Regions from separate parts of the Mus musculus genome. Here region 1 is linked to region 2. Evidence: chromatin loops called from intact Hi-C (ENCODE). Cell type or tissue: heart. All regions are shown on one strand. Links, peaks and the distances in the headings refer to the core of each region. The heading gives the core; the rest is flanking DNA.

Region 1 (8,548 bases), core at 323-8,322, 95 kb before region 2:
GTAGTGACAAAAATGCCTGAAAATATTTACAAGAATCTCAGTGTGAAGTAAAGGAGAAAAATAAGCAAATCTGCATGAGGTCTTGAAAGCCAGGAAAATTCAGATAACATGTCTTTATGTTGATTGTAATGATTCAGTAGAAAAGGAATATTAATTATGCAAGATAGAAAGGTGATTTGATGTCTGTGGCCCACGTTAACTCCAAAGTCGGTGCAGATGTCCAGGGTCTGTGCTGTAGCCTGGGGTCATATTTATCTGAGTGACCTGCACCACCACCTGAGGCCATGGTGATGTTTGTGGTCCATGCTGCCCCGATGGCCTTGTCTGGCAGGTTCAAGGTTCTACAGCAGTCACAGAAACCCTGTGGAGGCTCACGAGCCTTGCTTCTGATGACTGTGAAGAGCACAGAGGCTAATTTTTCTGTGACATCATTAACTGCACAGGCACAGCTGAGAGGAAGAGACCTGGAAGGCTACTTTGACAACATCTACTCTCAACTCAACCCTTTCCTCCCTCAAAAAATGAACAGCTTAGGCAAGAAGCGACCAAAGATAACTCTTAAAACATGTCATCAGAATGCTGAAGATTAGCTCTCCACAACTGATGACTTCTGGCTCAGTTCTATTCAAGGTGCAGGCCGCTGAGAGTTTAACTATGCTCTAGTGAGTATATAGATAACACAAACTGGACTTGGGTTTTTTTCTTTCTTTCTTATTTTTATTTTTAACATTTTTTGAGGGGTGGGAGGGGGAGTCACAAAGCAGGGACAGAAATGGAAGGACTAGGAAGTGAATGTGATCAGGGTGCATGATGTGACATTCCCAGAGAATCAACAAAAATGTTATGTCAGAAAAACAACAAAACATGGAAAGGTAGAGTGCTCAGGGAAGAGGTAATAGAGTGAAAAGTCTACAAAAGAAGCAAAAGTTTCATAATGAGATCAGAAATAAGAAATCGCATATCAGTATTGTACATGAAGGTTGTTGATCCACTCCACTGCTGCTGCTGTTCTTGGTGATCATCCCATGATACTACTACCTTCAATATACTGGGGTCTTCTGCTACAACTGGCCTTCATCAACAGCCTCTCATAGGCTCTCTTCATGGTGCCAAGTCTCAACTCCTTTGCATGACCCCTTCAGTTCTGGGCCATCAACTGCAACTGAGGCTGCACCTTCACCAATGGCCTTCCAAGGCTTCTCACAGTGCCAAGCCTCAGCTACTCTCCATGACTCCTTCATGCCTTCAAAACCAGTACCACCTGGGTGACTCTTACACATTACCAAGTCCAGCTGCAGCATGTGGTACAACCTTGATTATCTCTGGAACACAGCTTCTTTGTGCTCTCAGAGAACATTTCCCAGAAGATTTCACCTCAGTGATGCTGGCCTCTTCTTAACCACCATTAATTTCTTAGCTCCAGCTAACCAGCATCAATTGTCCCAGTAGTTCCTTCTATTTTGGACTCCAAAGCCAGAGCTACATGTCCAAAGCTGCCCAGTTCTGATTCTTGCTGGGGCTGGAACACGGCCCCCTTGTTCTACATTATCACCAGCTTTATGTTTTCCAACTCTTTCACTGCCTAAGCTTGGCTGTCCTGAACTTGATCCATAGACTGACTTTGAACTCAGAGATCTGTGTGCCTGCCTCCTAAGCACTGGGATTAAAGGTGTGGTTGGTCCACCAAGTCTGGATTTAAGTTTTTCTTCACCTAGATCTTGCTATGTTTTAGGCTGGCCTTGAATTTAGAGACCTGCTTGTCTTTATCTCCTGGGATTAAAGGCTAGTACTACACCATGCCTGGACCTAAATTTAGCTGGGTAGGATCTTGCCCCAAGGTCACTACTCCCTTAATTCAAGTTAAGATCCTTGAACACAGAATTCACCTCCATTTCACCTCCTGGTGCCCCTTTAATACTTGAACCATTATATTTTATATTTTTCCTTTCTCAACTTGCTAGGCTTGTTTAAAATGCTCTTCATGAGATTTAACCAGAGAACAAAGTCTATGATGGGCCTTTCTGAGGCTTCCTTAGTCAATGTAACTAGTCTGAGTCTCTTCACCTTAGCCTCAGGCAAACTCTTTAGACAAGGGCAAAAAGTAGCCACATTCTTCACCAAAATAGCACAAAACAAAAACAAAAACAAAAAAACAGTCTCTAAGCCACATATCTAAATCCTCCACAGAAACCTCTTAGGCCAGGTCCTCACAATTCAAATCACTCTCAGTAGCAAAGTCTCCCATATTCCTACTAGGATAATCCATTAAGTCCCATTTAAAGCATTCCACTGCTTTCCAAATCCAAAGTTCCAAACTTCACATTCTTCTAAACAAAAGCATGATTAGGCCTATCACAGCAATATCCCACTCCTGGTACCAACTTCTGTCTTAGCTAGGGTTTTACTGCTGTGAACAGACACCATGACCAATGCAAGTCTTATAAAGGACAATATTTAATTGGGGCTGACTTACAGGTTCAGAGATTCAATCCATTATCATCAAGGTGGGAGGGAGCATGGCAGCATTCAGGCAGGTGTGATGCAGAAGGAGCTGAGAGTTCTACATCTGCATCTGAAGGCTGCTAGCAGAATACTAACTTCCAGGCAGCTAGGGTCTTACGCTCACACCCACAGTGACACACCTACTCCAAAAAGGCCATACCTCCTAATAGTGCCACTCCCTGGGCCAAGCATATACAAACCTTCATACCTACCAAAAAAAATTCCAACAAAGGAAAACAGTATGAGAGAAATCCTTGGATAGGATAAAGTTTTAAAACCCTGGTATAGATAGAACTCTATGGATGAGGTTAGAAAAGAAAGCAAAGGTCACAGAGACAGGAGTGTGTTGTAAGAGGCTGTGTTGTAGGAGGCTCTTAGAGGATCTTCAGCCCCACAGCCAGTAAGCAGCAATTCTAAACAATGTCTACATGGAAGGCAATAAGAGTTAACTCACACAATGTCCTTGATTAGGGACCAGCAGCTCTCTTACTGTCCCTTCTGCCCTTCCTGTGTGTCTAAATTCATCTTCCTCTTCCTACACAGAGGAAGGTGATTTGGGAACAATATTTTAGAAAGACGGGTATAACGATCAGTTTTACTTTGTGCCTAATATTTAAGAAAGAACCTACTGGTTATTCCAGCATGCCTGCTGACTTAAGTGTCTCTGACTCAGTGTAGAAATGAATAGATGATAGCAAAGCTAACTGCTGCTCTAAATAGCAAAGACTATAAATGATTCATGCAGAAAATGGTTAGTGTTCCCAGAGTAAATATTTCCCCACAGTCATTTATAAATAATTGAGACTTCTGTTTGAGCCACCTGTCTGCCTGTGTTCCTAAGGAAACTAAAGTGAATACAGAGCTGACTGTGACTGACTCCACTTCCTTCTTCAAAAGCCATGGTGAACAAAGATGAAGAGGTTTTCTACACATTCTCCCTCGCTGAATCATTTTTGTTGTTGTTGTTGTTGTTGTTGTTTTTGTTGTTTTTTTTTTTTTGTTGTTGTTTTTGGTCACAGATATTCCAGAAGCCATAAAAAGTGCTAAAAAAAAAAAAAAAAAAAAGAGTTGCTGAGGAGGGGCTGGACAATGTGCCTTCTGGAGGCATTGAGTGGGTTGTGAAAATGAATGCTACAGAGTCTAAGGATCCGGGTGGGTTCAGTGTGTGTGTGTGCGTGTGTTCATATGTGCCAGCATTCATATGTATGAATGTAGTCATACACATGGCATACAGTATATTCAGAGGTTAAAGGACAAACTTGGGTGTTATTCCTTACCTTGTTAGAAGCAAGGCTTCTTTGATTTTTTTTTTTTTCTGTACACATCAGGTTGGCTGAAGTGACTTTCTGGGGGCTCCCCTATCTCCCATCCTATTTCCTCATAGGAGCACTGGGACAACCGATGCCTGTGCTATGAGTCTAGCTTCTATTTAGGTTCTGGGGATTTGGACTCAGGTCTCTGTACCTTCTGAGTGAGCAGTTTTACTCATTGAGCCATTGTCCCAGCCAAGAAACTGAATTCAGTCCCTTACTGTGGTCCTTATTAGAGTCTTAGGAAAATTCTTGTACATACTAAGACCTGATTTTTTTTCATGTATGTTTGTATGTATGTATGTATGTTTGTAATATGTATGTATAATAGGGAAAAGCAGCAAATGGCCAATAATAATAATAATAATATTTTAAGTGACTTCATAAATTCCTGTGTGAAAAAAAAAGAGAAAAATAGGACATTATAGAAAAGACTGGGAATAATGGAATTCTGAGACAACAGTTGGAGAGAGACTAAGAGGAGGGAGATGGTCACTGTAAGCTAATGGGAGCATTACCATTACACATGGAAAATGTGAGGTCAGACACTAAGCATTCCATAGAGATTTGTTCACACACACTCATGTACAAAAACTACAGACATGGTCTAAGGGAAGGAGAGCTGAGAGTCAGATCAGGGGTATGCACCTGCTATGGCAGAAGGAACTAAAAAATTAAGCTAGATGAAAGAAACAAAAACCAAAGTTCACCTTGCTTCTTTTTACAAAAGGATGCTAGAACTTCAGGCTACGGTGAACTCCAAGCCAGGCCTGCAACAACCCAAGCCTCTTGTCTGAACCCCAATTTTGCATCAGTCCTGATGCCCAGCATGGAGGCTGGCAGAGAATGGGTCTTGGGTGAATGACAGAATAAAGCTAATTAACTTATTTTAAAATGTAAAGTGGCAGAAATCCCAGCAACTGCAGGGCAATACAATCTTCTAGTAGAAAGTAGCTACAAAGACAAAACAATTTAGAGTCTTATTGATTGTGTTATCTAAAAGGCGAGGGGGTTGGATTTTCAAAGGACCATTCACATTTTTTTAAATTCATTTGTTTATATAAACAAAAAAATATCAGTAAGATTCCCAACTGGCCTTTGATACTTTAACATGAGAAAAGCAGCCATTTTAAAACTTACTGGGGAAGCCCGAAGGATGCTAATAGTCATTGGTATATGCAGCCACCAGATGTCACTATTGGTTTAAACAAATATGCCAAATCTAGCTCCAGGCTATTTTGAGTGTGTGTTTTGTTTTGTTTTGTTTTGTTTTGTTTTGTTTTGTTTTGCTTTGTTTTGTTTTGTTTTGTTTTGTTGTTTTGTTTTGTTTTGCTGTATCTTCAGATCCTAGCAGTGCATCCCCAAGCCATGTCAGGAAGTAAGGATCTAATTACTTCCTGGTGGAAAAATCAGAACTGTGTCTGGAACCCCAAACACTTTCTAGTCCTTTTCTTGTTTCAAGTTTTTGTTTTGTTTTTCCATGCTTTTCAAATAAACAAGCCCAGTGACTCCCTTAGGCTAGAGTGCTGCTGCTGTAAAGATTCATTATCAAAATAATTGCCCGTGTCAAGTGTTAGTGTTTGCCCATTGGCCTTTTTAAAAATTCTGCTATATGCATTGGCAAGAAGACCTTCACAAAAAACTTGTTCATCAAAGTCTATTTAAAACTTTTTTTTTTTATATAGGTGACAATGATGCAGTGGTCCCTGAATGCAGTTTATCCTTGTGAAATCTCAGATGAGTTGCTCATTGAATGGGCAGGCATACCTGAGATTGGTTTCTAGTTTCTCTATTACTTAAAAAGATGACCTGTTGTACTCTGTCCCTAACCTTTCATTCATTTCTGTTATAGGCCAGGAAGGTGTCCTCCATTTACACAAGTTCATATTATCTCCAACAGGTCTCTTGTATCAGTGAGCTCACTTAAGTATTCCAACAAGAATTTGATTCTCTCTGTCCTTCCCACCTTCAGGACTTACACTCAAGTCTCTGCAACAAAATGTCTAATACCTTTCTATTCCCCATAGAGATACATCCTGGAAGTTGTTCACCACGTGGAAACATTGAGTCCTGCACTATGAAAACCCCAAATGAACTGTGCATGGCAAATGTTGGGACCCAAACACCAAGGACAAGGAGAAAACAGAGACCCACATGCACCCGGAACACAGAGGAAGAGCCTGCCAAGGAGGCATTTGCTGCTGCCTTGTTTGGGTGAAATTGTGTGATTCTAGTATTGTGACTTTTTTTTTATGGCCGTGTGCTTTTGCTTTTGTTTTATTTGATAGGAGAACTCTGCTCAATATTCAAAGTGACAAGGAGTTGTGAGTCAAGATGATGCAAAGCACAAGGTTGGTTGGCTTTTCTCCTAGAGGTCATCGTCTGAGTTGGAATACCAAGTGGACCTACAAACAGCATTAAAGATCATTTAAGTTTGCTCAGTGCTGTCACTGTCTAGATTCCTGCCTGTGTTGCTGCTTTTTATCTGTAAGATGCCGCCAGTGGGCCACTCAGACATTCAGTGTTGTCATGACACATTGCTGGTCAATGAGTTGAGGAATTCGGAACTTAGGAAATCATGTACTGCTATTCCTTTGCAAATGAGATGCATATTACAGCCATTAACATAACTGTATCGATCTGACTTCATGTTTTCAGTGGAGTGTAGAGTAGAAATATAAAACTGACAGATAGGAGCCAGGTGAAGACATGGGGTTTTCATGATGGGTCATCAATCATGGAGCCTCAATAAAAAGCATCTGAGATAATTGCTGTGATCTGCAAAGAGTATGTGATGTAAGTTTCATGAACATTCTCTTTTTTTCTTTAATAGAAAATCTTGCACATCTTACCCAGATTGAATCTTTTCCTGGTAGCTCCTTTGATCTCTTTTTAAAGAGGTGGTTTAAAGTAGGTCATTTATCACATAAACCCTGAGAGATTTCAACCACAGCCTTGGACCTTCATGCTTGAATCCTACTCCAGAGATTTAGATTTAATTGGCCTGGGTATGCTGGAGTCGTCAGACATTTAAAAGCTTCCCACGAGAGTCTAATGGGTGGGCAGAGATGAGAAACACTCCTCTAAACTTCACATTGTATACTTGCATATTTTAATGCACTGCTGTTTTGCTAGTCTCAATGTTATTGTAAGTGGGTTTACTCCACAGTTCAACTTTTACATTGTGGGGTGGGGGAGCTAAAAACACCTCACAGCCAAGCAAAAGAAAAACCATAGAGAATAAATGTACTTGTGCCCATCTTTGAATTCATAAATTTCATGGCAAAACTTCCAAAAGTGATTTTTCTATTATTTATAATTTTACCTTTTATTAGATATAGATTAGTTTCATATAGTGTATTCTGATCATGATTTTCTGTCCCTTAACTACTCCAAGACTCATTCAAATCTAAATCATTTTCTCTCTCCCTCCCTCTCTCTCTCTCTCATTAGATAACAAACAGGCAACAACAAAAATCAATGGAATGGTACAAAATAAACAGGGAAAAGGGAGCCAAAGGGGGGAAAATACAAGAAACATGCACAATCACACACTCACACATACAGAAATCCCATAAAAAAAAAAAAAAAAAAAAAAACAACAAAAAACCATAAACTCAGCTGATTGATCATAAGGACTAACTTTACCAATAAGCCAATCATTATTGACAAATCCTACTGAATGGGCTACTAGGAAGTCTGTCTAATGTGGATAAAATAGATCCTTCATTGCCCTTGAAGGGCAATGGCAACATAAAGTTCCTACTACCTACTGTAAGCTCCAGGCAGACCGGTTCCCGGATCCACGGATACCACACACACACACACACACACACACACACACACACACACACACACACACACACAAAACTTATTTTTAATACGCTTTAGCTCAGTGGCTGGGCTCTTCTAAGCCTCTCTCTGCAAACGTGCCCTTCTCTTCGCTCCCAGCTCAACATCTCTAAATTTTCCCTCACCTTTAGTTGCTCAGTTATCTTTAGTCCTAGCTCAGCACCCTAAATCTGCCCTCACCTTAGTTGCGTTTCTAATCTCCTGCCTGCTGCCCCAGGTCCAGTCAGGGAACCAGTCAATGTCCACCCCACCTTAGATCTCACTTGGCTGGTGGCTCTTTCTCCCTCAGAAGCATGGCGACTCTTTTCTCCTATGTCTGACAGCCTGCCTGCGGAGGAAAATAGAAGTCCCACCTCTTTTGCCCAACCACTGGCTGCTAGCATCTTTGTTGATTGATCAAGGACCAATTGGAAAACAGGACCTTCAGGATTCACACCCACATTCCCAGTCAGAGCTTCAGAACCACCCTCTACAGGCATGGCTCATTCCTGAACCCCGTCTCTCTTTGCCTGCTTCTTGACTGTCATACATGATGAACAGCTTTTCTCTACAGTGCCCTTCCTCTTGTTGGTTCTCTCCTGACACAAGTCTAAACGTAATATAACTATCTAAAACTTAAAGTTTTTAAATGGCCAGAATCAATTTTACACATGTATATGACGTGCTTTGGTCGACTCTACCCTCTCCCACCTCCCTCCGGTTCAAATCCTCCCTTATTGCTACAACATTTTTCCCTCCCCCTGAGTCCTTTAAGGTTGCCAGAGTATATATAAGTATTGCAAATACTCACTATAGCGTTGGTAACCTATCACAAACTGCATCACCCAAAATACTGACTCTCACTCCCTCGGTAATCATCAGTTGAAAACAGCCCCTCAGCCAGC
Region 2 (8,000 bases), core at 1-8,000:
CACTCTGGTTCTTGCTATATTTGGACCCTGTCTTGTATGCAGTGGCAGCAGTCATAATTGAATATTGCCGTTGCCAGCTGTTCTCTACCACAGTTTAAGTTTTTTTAAAGTATTTTCTTAAAATCTTGAATTGTACCTTTAATGCTTAAAACAAACAAACAAACCAAAAAGAGAAAAGCTCTAAAACAAGTGCATTATAACCCCCTTGGTAGATAATTCTTTTGTGTACATAGCCTCTTTCAATATTATATGGATAATTGATTGCTGGCAAATCAGAGAATAAATGTTCTAATGTTTAGATTGTAAGTTTCACTGATTTCAGTGAGAAAACGTTTAAGTGTGCCTATGTACCAAAACTATGAAAAACAGTGTTAAAATCCAGATCACATTGAGGGTTACTATTATTAATCACATTTGCTATTCTATCTTACGACTACCCAGTTACAGTCTGTATGACTGCATACCAAAATGACCCCACAAAGGATCCATATATAGCACCTTAAGTTACTGTTCTCTTAAACCCCCTCTCTTTCTCTTCCTCAATCTCTCAGTCTCTGTCTCAATCTCTCTATCCCTCCACCTCTTCCCCCCCTCTCTCTCTTACACACACACACACACACACACACACACACACACACACACACACCAGTATAAACAATCAAGAAAACAATGCAAATGCTTGAAAGTGTCTACCATAGACTAGCAGTCAGCAGTCTCCACTGATTTAATGAGGTGCGACCAGCTCATTGGGAAGGTGGCCTCTTCCACAGTGGCGTTGCTTTCACAGCTGCTTGCCAGCTACATGAAGTCACACTTTAGTTCTCCTCAATGTGAAGGAGGCAGGAAAACCCCATAAAATCACTCTGAATGTGAAGTCTTAGTTGAGTGAACATGGTTTAGAGTATTCCAGAATGTTTTTTTTTTAAGATTTATTTTAACTGTATGTGTGTGTGTGTGTGTGTGCCTATGTATGTATGTGCACAGACAGGTGATTACAGAGGCCAGGGGAGAGTTCAGGCCAGGGGCAGCTGGAGTTACAGGTAGTTGTGAGCCACTGACATGGGGCCTAAGAACTGAACTTGGTCTTCTGTGAGCTGTATTTGCTCTTAACTGGTAAGCCAAATTTCCAGTCCTGCTGAATATGTTTTTAGCACAAACAGCACCACAGCAGATAGATTTTGTATGTAACAGTGTATGGTAATAACTTAACAAATTGATGTTTTATTAAATAATGGTAATCTTTTAGATTTTCATTGTGTAGATACAGGATCCTATTACCTGGGCAATGCTCTGATATACTCAACCTGAGCCTCCTTGATTTTTTGTTTTAAGGGTGGTGTGTGTGTGTGTGTGTGTGTGTGTGTGTGTGTGTGTGTGTTCAGGTCTTCTGCAAGAGTAGTACTCACTTTTAACCACTTGAATCTAGGCCCTCTAATATTTAACTTTCCCTACTAAGAATAAATATCTTGGTGTAGCCCTTTAGTTATTTTGTTAACTATTCCCACTGGGTAGATTTTCATAAGTGAAAGGAGATTCAAGCCTGCATTGAAGGATGATATTTCCAGTTAGGAGGAATGGCTTTCTTTGATGTAGACCCCTTAGACTCCAGTGAATGGCCTGTCGCCATTCTGATTTATATGGGGTGGTGGCAGAGATGAGGTTTTGTATGTGCCTTTTTAAATTTTCAAACGCCGTGTTATTGTAATTTTAAGGTATCTGCATAATGCCCTGCATTCCAAGGGGTTGAGAGTAGTTTATTCACAGTATTCATCATCAGCAAATGTAGGAAAGTGGACAAAATCTAAAGGAAGAGAAAAGGAGTCAGAATGTGAGCAGCATCCCCTGGGAGCCATCTGAGGACTGTTTATCTTCAAATAGACGTCCGCCATGCTATAAACCTTCATAGACATCCGCCATGCTATAAACCTTCACACTGGTGATGCTTTGCATCTGCCACATGTTATGCTGGATGTAAAGCACATATTAAATGAAAACCAAACTTATTTCAAGGTACAGAGACATGACTTTTTGAGAAGACTTCTAACATCTAGGTAGGACAGTGTGGACTAGCTGCTATCATAGATGTGATCTACATTTAAAACAATACCTGTAGGTGACAGGAAACCTGGGCAAAACAGGAAAAGATATTTCTTTTTCTTAAGATTTATTATAGCATTTATAATTTCAGAGTACTGCAGACCTATAAGGCATTGGAGACACAAATGCAGCTACCAGAATCTCACTTCAGCTTACCTTACCAATACCGCTGTTCCCTTTGGCTCAGTAATGTTGCATGCAGATGGGATCCGAAATAATTTATCTTGTGTTTAATGTTTTCACCTTTGTTCTGAAACTTCATAGAGAATATGTTTTATGTGACTGGCGTGACCGTTTAGTGGCTAAGAGTGTGTATTGTTCCTGCTAAGTCCCCAAGTTTGATTCTTACCACCAGGTGGCTCACAACCACCCAAATCTCCAAGTTCAGGGAACCTGACATCTTTTGCCTCCAAGAGCGCCTACATTCACACACAGACACACACCACATTCACACACAGACACACACCTACATTCACACACAGACACACACCACATTCACACACAGACACACACCTACATTCACACACAGACACACACCTACATTCACACACAGACACACAACTACATTCACACACAGACACACACCACATTCACACACAGACACACACCACATTCACACACAGACACACACCACATTCACACACAGACACACACCACAACAGAGATAACTCAAAATAAAACCAAGTGCTTGAAAAAAGAATGTTTTCAAAATGTAAGTCATCTGACATTGCTTCACTGGTTTCAAATATGGAAGAAGCAGTCTTTTGTAACCCAAATAAATATTTTACCTAAAGTTATGGTATGCTTTCCTTTATATATATATGTATGTATATATAAATGGCAGTTTTTATGGCCAACAGTTACTGTCATGATAATTTTACACTTGTACAGTATACATTCATTTTGGCGTGCTCTTTGTTTACTGGCAATGCTTGAGAAGGAACCCAGGTCTTTGCCAGTGCCAGGCAAATCCTGAACCACGGAGATGAAGCTCTGACCCTCTCTTCCTCCCTCCCTCCCTCTCTTCTTTTCTCTCTTTCCCTCTCTTTCTTTTAAGCCAGGATCTCAGGTAGGCAGGTCTGCTGAGGACAACCTTGAACTTCTAACACGCCTGTCCTCTGCCTGGATTAAGCTGGATACCACCAGCCCTGGTTTCCTGTATTTGTGACAATGGAATCATATAGCCTATCTGAAAAAACTGACACACACTGTAGACCCTCAGTAACTGTGGCTTTCTTCTTTCCCAACTCACTTAAGAAAAAGTCCAAGCCTTAGTCTTGTTTCCACTAGAACAAACTGTAGGTTTTGATTGAGGTGTAATAAAGGTGGCCAGGTCAAGGATACCCAAGTCATGCCTATCCCATTCCACCCTCCACACAGGGCCCAAAATTCAGCAACAGAAGAGACGGAGTAGCCAGGAATGGAAACAGGAATGGCCACGCTGTGACTATCCTTCACTGACACGGGCTTGTTGCAACTTCAAATAAATACTGTCCAGGCCTGAGGCCGCCCAGCAACACAAATGGAGTGCTTCCCAATGGTCCAGTTCACTGAAAATGAAAGGATCAGAATGTGGGCAATCTCTGGTTGATCCCACCTTCACTCACATTTTGATTAGTATCTGTCTCCTGACAAGACATGTGCGTTTTAGACAGTGGTCTAAGTTCATGGGTTTATGATGCGTGCAGAATATCAGAATTTGGAACTGTTCTTTTCCTTTGTTTTATGATTATATCTATGCCCTCTTGTACAGGTTGGCCTTGAGAAACCCTTTGTGTCGATTTCACCAAGAAGTAGAAACTTTTAGACATCGGGCCATCTCTGATACCTGGCTGACAGTGAACCGCATGGAGCAGTACAGGACAGAATACAGAGGAGCGTTGTTGTGGATGAAGGATGTGTCTCAGGAACTTGATCCAGACCTCTACAAGCAAATGGAGAAGTTCAGGAAGGTAAGAAGTTTTTTGAGGGTTGTCAAAATGGCCACCTTGCTAGAAGGCAACCAAGTGTGATTTGAATCCCTCTGGTAAAACAGACATAACTCAAAAGCACCAAGGATACAATTAACCATTGCTGACATTTTTTTAAAAATGTGACAGAATAGCAATTAATGTGATATATAATTCTCTAAGGATAAGAGAGGAGACAGCTGGAAATTGCTGGGATTTTGTAGCTGGTTTTAATTGAAGTCAGATTTTCATATAATGTGCACTTTTTTTTATAAGGTTGTCACTTGTAGATGTCTCTTCATGCATAACTAAAAATCCAGAGCACATACATCTAGAAAGTGAAACTAGGCTGTTTAACAAGTCTTTCTAATTGATGATTCATGTTGAAACCAGCAAAACAATAACAGTTCTTTTATGACATATTCAGAGGCTCTGGGATATAGTTGTGTGGTTAGCTAGAATGGTATTGACTCTCCCTGCTATTGATCCCTTCAGAAATTTCTCTGAGCAACATTAGAGCAAAAGAAAATGAATATTCTGTTTAATTTTCCTGAGGAATAATAATCTTCGGTTCCTTAAAAAAGAAAAAAATAAGAAGAAAAATTACATTGTGTTAATGTAGCCAGTCGGAGCCTTTTGTCCACAGGAATCCAACCTACCACTGGGTGGCAGCCGTACACTGAACATGTGAACATGTGGCCTGATTCTGTAGTGGTTTGTACAATCTTGGTAGTTCTTTGTTTGGGCAACTGAGTGTGTTTTAGGGCATAAAAGAAAAAAAGGGGCCAAATGTTGGGCTTGGCATAATATTGTGTCAACTCCCTTAGTCACTTCAACTGATCCATTCATAATTAGAAATGTTGTTTAAAAGGCTTAGACTCCTTTTTAGGGACATCACTTTGGAACTATGAACCTGGAACCCTGGCTGGTATGTAGAAGGTTGAGCCGGGAGTCAAGGAACAGACCAAAAGAGCTTCTCTTGTTCAAGACAGTGGTCACTGCTTCTTGACCTAGGTACTAGAGCAACAGAAATTCCTCTGGAAGTTTTTCTTGGTTTGTAGTTCAGACTCCCTCCCTGTGAAGGGAACCAGCCTCATTTTCTCTCCTTTTTTTTTTTTTTTTTTTTTTTTAACATGTCAGCATAAGCCTTCTCTGAAAGGCAGGCTGGCTGCCCAGGCAGAGGTGAGACTGTGAAGTTTATCTCATCTTCGAAGAAGATGTAAATGGAACTCATTCATCCTTTGAAAGAGAAAAAAAATATCAGACGTCATGGTAGTAAACAAATCAAATGTTTTTGGTTCGGTAACTAGATGCTGGTGACCCCAGGCTGTTTTGCAAGTTTTCTGACTTCGTAATTAGGCCAGTCATTTATTTTGTCATTAGTATTTTATTTGGGGATTGAGGATAATGGGGGTGGAATTGGTATTAGGAAAAAGAAAGAATGAGAGAAAAAAAAAAAACTGACTCCAGAGCACATTGCTGATGACGTGCAGCCTTAATGTTTACCATAATCAACACACATTTTTTTTTCTTTTGTAGAAAGACCCATGGTAGGTAGCTAACCTGAGGTCGAACAAGGAAATGGAAGCCAGAATCTTTGAAAATAGATACAATTTCCCCACCAAGAGACAAAGGAAGTCAAACAGTATACCTAGAAGTGGCACAGGCAGTTTCATAGTAACACCTGCTTGCAAGCCCTTTGTTCAGTGCAGAGTTTCTGGGTCCCTCCAGTGTGCCAGGACAAGAAAACAGTTATTCTGGAAGGCCAAAGAATTTTGTGGGTGTTTGTGTTTATCTGGTTTTGTTTGGTGGGAGGTGGTTGCTAGCTGTTTAAGACTGAAACAGAAACCAAGTTCTTCGTCATTTGGTTTGAACATAGAAACATTTGCCATCGTTTAATGCCATCAATCTCCATCCTGGAAAATATGGGTAGGTTTGGTTTTTATTTTGAATCCTTTACTGCGAAGTAGTAGCTGAAGCTGTGCCTGCCCCCCCTAATCCTGTGTGTGCTGGATTCAATTTAATAGCTGGATGTGGTGAACTTGGACTTGGGGATAGAATATTTTTGAGAGAAGAGTGATCTTCAAGCGTAATTTTTGGTTATTCTTGACTCGAGGAGAACAGGAGACTGCATTGGTTCTCTCCAGAGCCTAACCCCAGAGTCAGTCCTGTGCCCAGCCCCAAGTTGGCACTTACATGGCAAGTCTTCCAGGCAGAGTCTAAGGGGCCAGAGGACCTCTCCTTAGATCACTTACCATCCCCATTGCATGTAGGTGACCTCCTGGTGCCTTGGAAATCAGCATATGTGATTGCTCAGGTAAAAACAAAAAGCAGGACTGTGTGGTTTGCTGCTGTCTCTGGAATGCTCTAAAATGCAAGTTTTCGGTTCTGCTACAGTGTATTTGCAAATTAACTCTACGTTAGCTTTAGAGTCCTGTGCAGGTGAGATCCCATCTTAAATAGAGTCTCTGTTTATCTCCCAGGAGTGTGTTACCTAAGTCACTGGCCTCAAAGACTCAAGGTGTGTCTGTAAGGCATTGTCTCCTCAGCTTTACCTCCTCCTCCCCAGTGCAGCTGATAAAGCCAGGACTTCACGTATTCTAGAGGAGACAAAGTTCTAATTTTTACTTTCATGGTTATGACCCCCTATTTGGAATTTTCAGAATGTGTCCATTCATTCATTTGCATAGTCAACAAATGATATTGAAGCCCAGTTACATGCCAGCTACCACAGAGGAGTGTAGCTCCTGTCTCGTGTGATCATTTGGGCATGAGACAAGTAAACAGGAGGCAGTGTGTTGAATGGTCATCTGAGTTGAAATAGTACTACAAATAAAAAATCTAGACAGGGCATCCCAGATGAGGCAGCACCCCTCCCCCCAACAATAACAAAGAATGAACAATAGTATGGTAGTTCTTGTTTGTCAACTTGACGTCTAGAATCACCTAGGAGCTGGTCTCTGGGCTGAGCCTGACAAGATAGTGTTATCTTAATTACATTCATTGATGTGGGGAGACCCATCTTAATTGTAGACTGAACCATTTCATGGCTTGGGTCCTGGAGTGAATGAAGAAAAGAGGGAGAGTTGAGAGAGCAGACGATTTTCTTCTGCCTGTGAGAGCAATATGACCAGCTACTTCAAGCTCCTGCCGCCTTGATTTGCTTTTATGATAGGCTGTGCCTTGAACAATAAGCTAAAAGAAACCCATCCGCCATACAGTTGCTTTTGTCAACAGAAAAGAAACCAAGACAAATAGAAAGGACCTGGACAGAGGGGTGGGAAACAGCAGTGGTTAGCTGAGGAGTCAATGTGGGCAAAGGCCCGAGGTAGAAGCAATAGAACTCCTAGAAGCAGCATCAAGTGATGTAAATGTAGAGACATAGGTGCCTAAGCAACATGGCCTGAGAGACAAGCAAGACTAGAGAAAGAGATATAGATACACAGACACACATGCACATGCGCGAATGCGTGTACGCGCGCACACGCAAACATATTCTAGGCCTTCTAGGATCTGTGAGTGATATATGGTGGGATTCTTAGACCTGTCTGACTCCATTTGAAAGTACAAAATACACACACACACACACACACACACACACACACACACACACACACACAAATCTGTAAGGAGGGAGTGGAAAAAGTGTTGAGAAAGGGATGGGTGTTACAAAATTTGTGTTCACAACTCAGTCAGATGTCATGTTAGAACAGGGAGCAGAAGAGTAGAAACCAAATAAAATATGGCACACCTGGGTCCTGGCAGGATGAAGACCAGAGAGAAACACAGTCTGACCTCTGGTAGACTCAGTAAAGCGTCACTTTGATTACAAAGCCAGAATAAACATAAATGAAAGTCAAATTGGAAGGGAATTTTCACCTCCAACATTGGGTTAATTTCCCCCCCTAGCATTTCTCAAATGTCTTGAAACCTTTTATACAGCACAGTCACGAG

Evidence for each region. Hi-C counts contacts between places; a loop is a spot of excess contacts. Peaks named below come from ENCODE experiments on the same cell type or tissue, not always from the same donor. Only the 100,000 strongest peaks of a DNase experiment are listed, where the experiment ranks them.
Region 1: a loop joins it to region 2, with 6 times the contacts of the local background. A loop is called at or near these places in 8 of 42 quality-filtered maps.

What each region holds. Positions count from the first base shown.
Region 1 is chr6:8,827,868-8,836,415 of GRCm38, reverse strand. No RefSeq gene overlaps it. Among named protein-coding and RNA genes, the nearest start is that of Gm38765, 26 kb to the right of the region's middle. In heart, for the core only: a CTCF peak has its summit at 4,998 (motif pointing right); no DNase peak of the experiment used is centred there.
Region 2 is chr6:8,733,066-8,741,065 of GRCm38, reverse strand. Ica1 (islet cell autoantigen 1) reads left to right here. Exons shown (of 14, transcript NM_010492.3): 6 at 3,851-4,049. Among named protein-coding and RNA genes, the nearest start is that of Ica1, 41 kb to the left of the region's middle. In heart, for the core only: CTCF peaks have their summits at 2,430 (motif pointing right) and 4,705 (motif pointing right); no DNase peak of the experiment used is centred there; H3K27ac peaks cover 887 bases.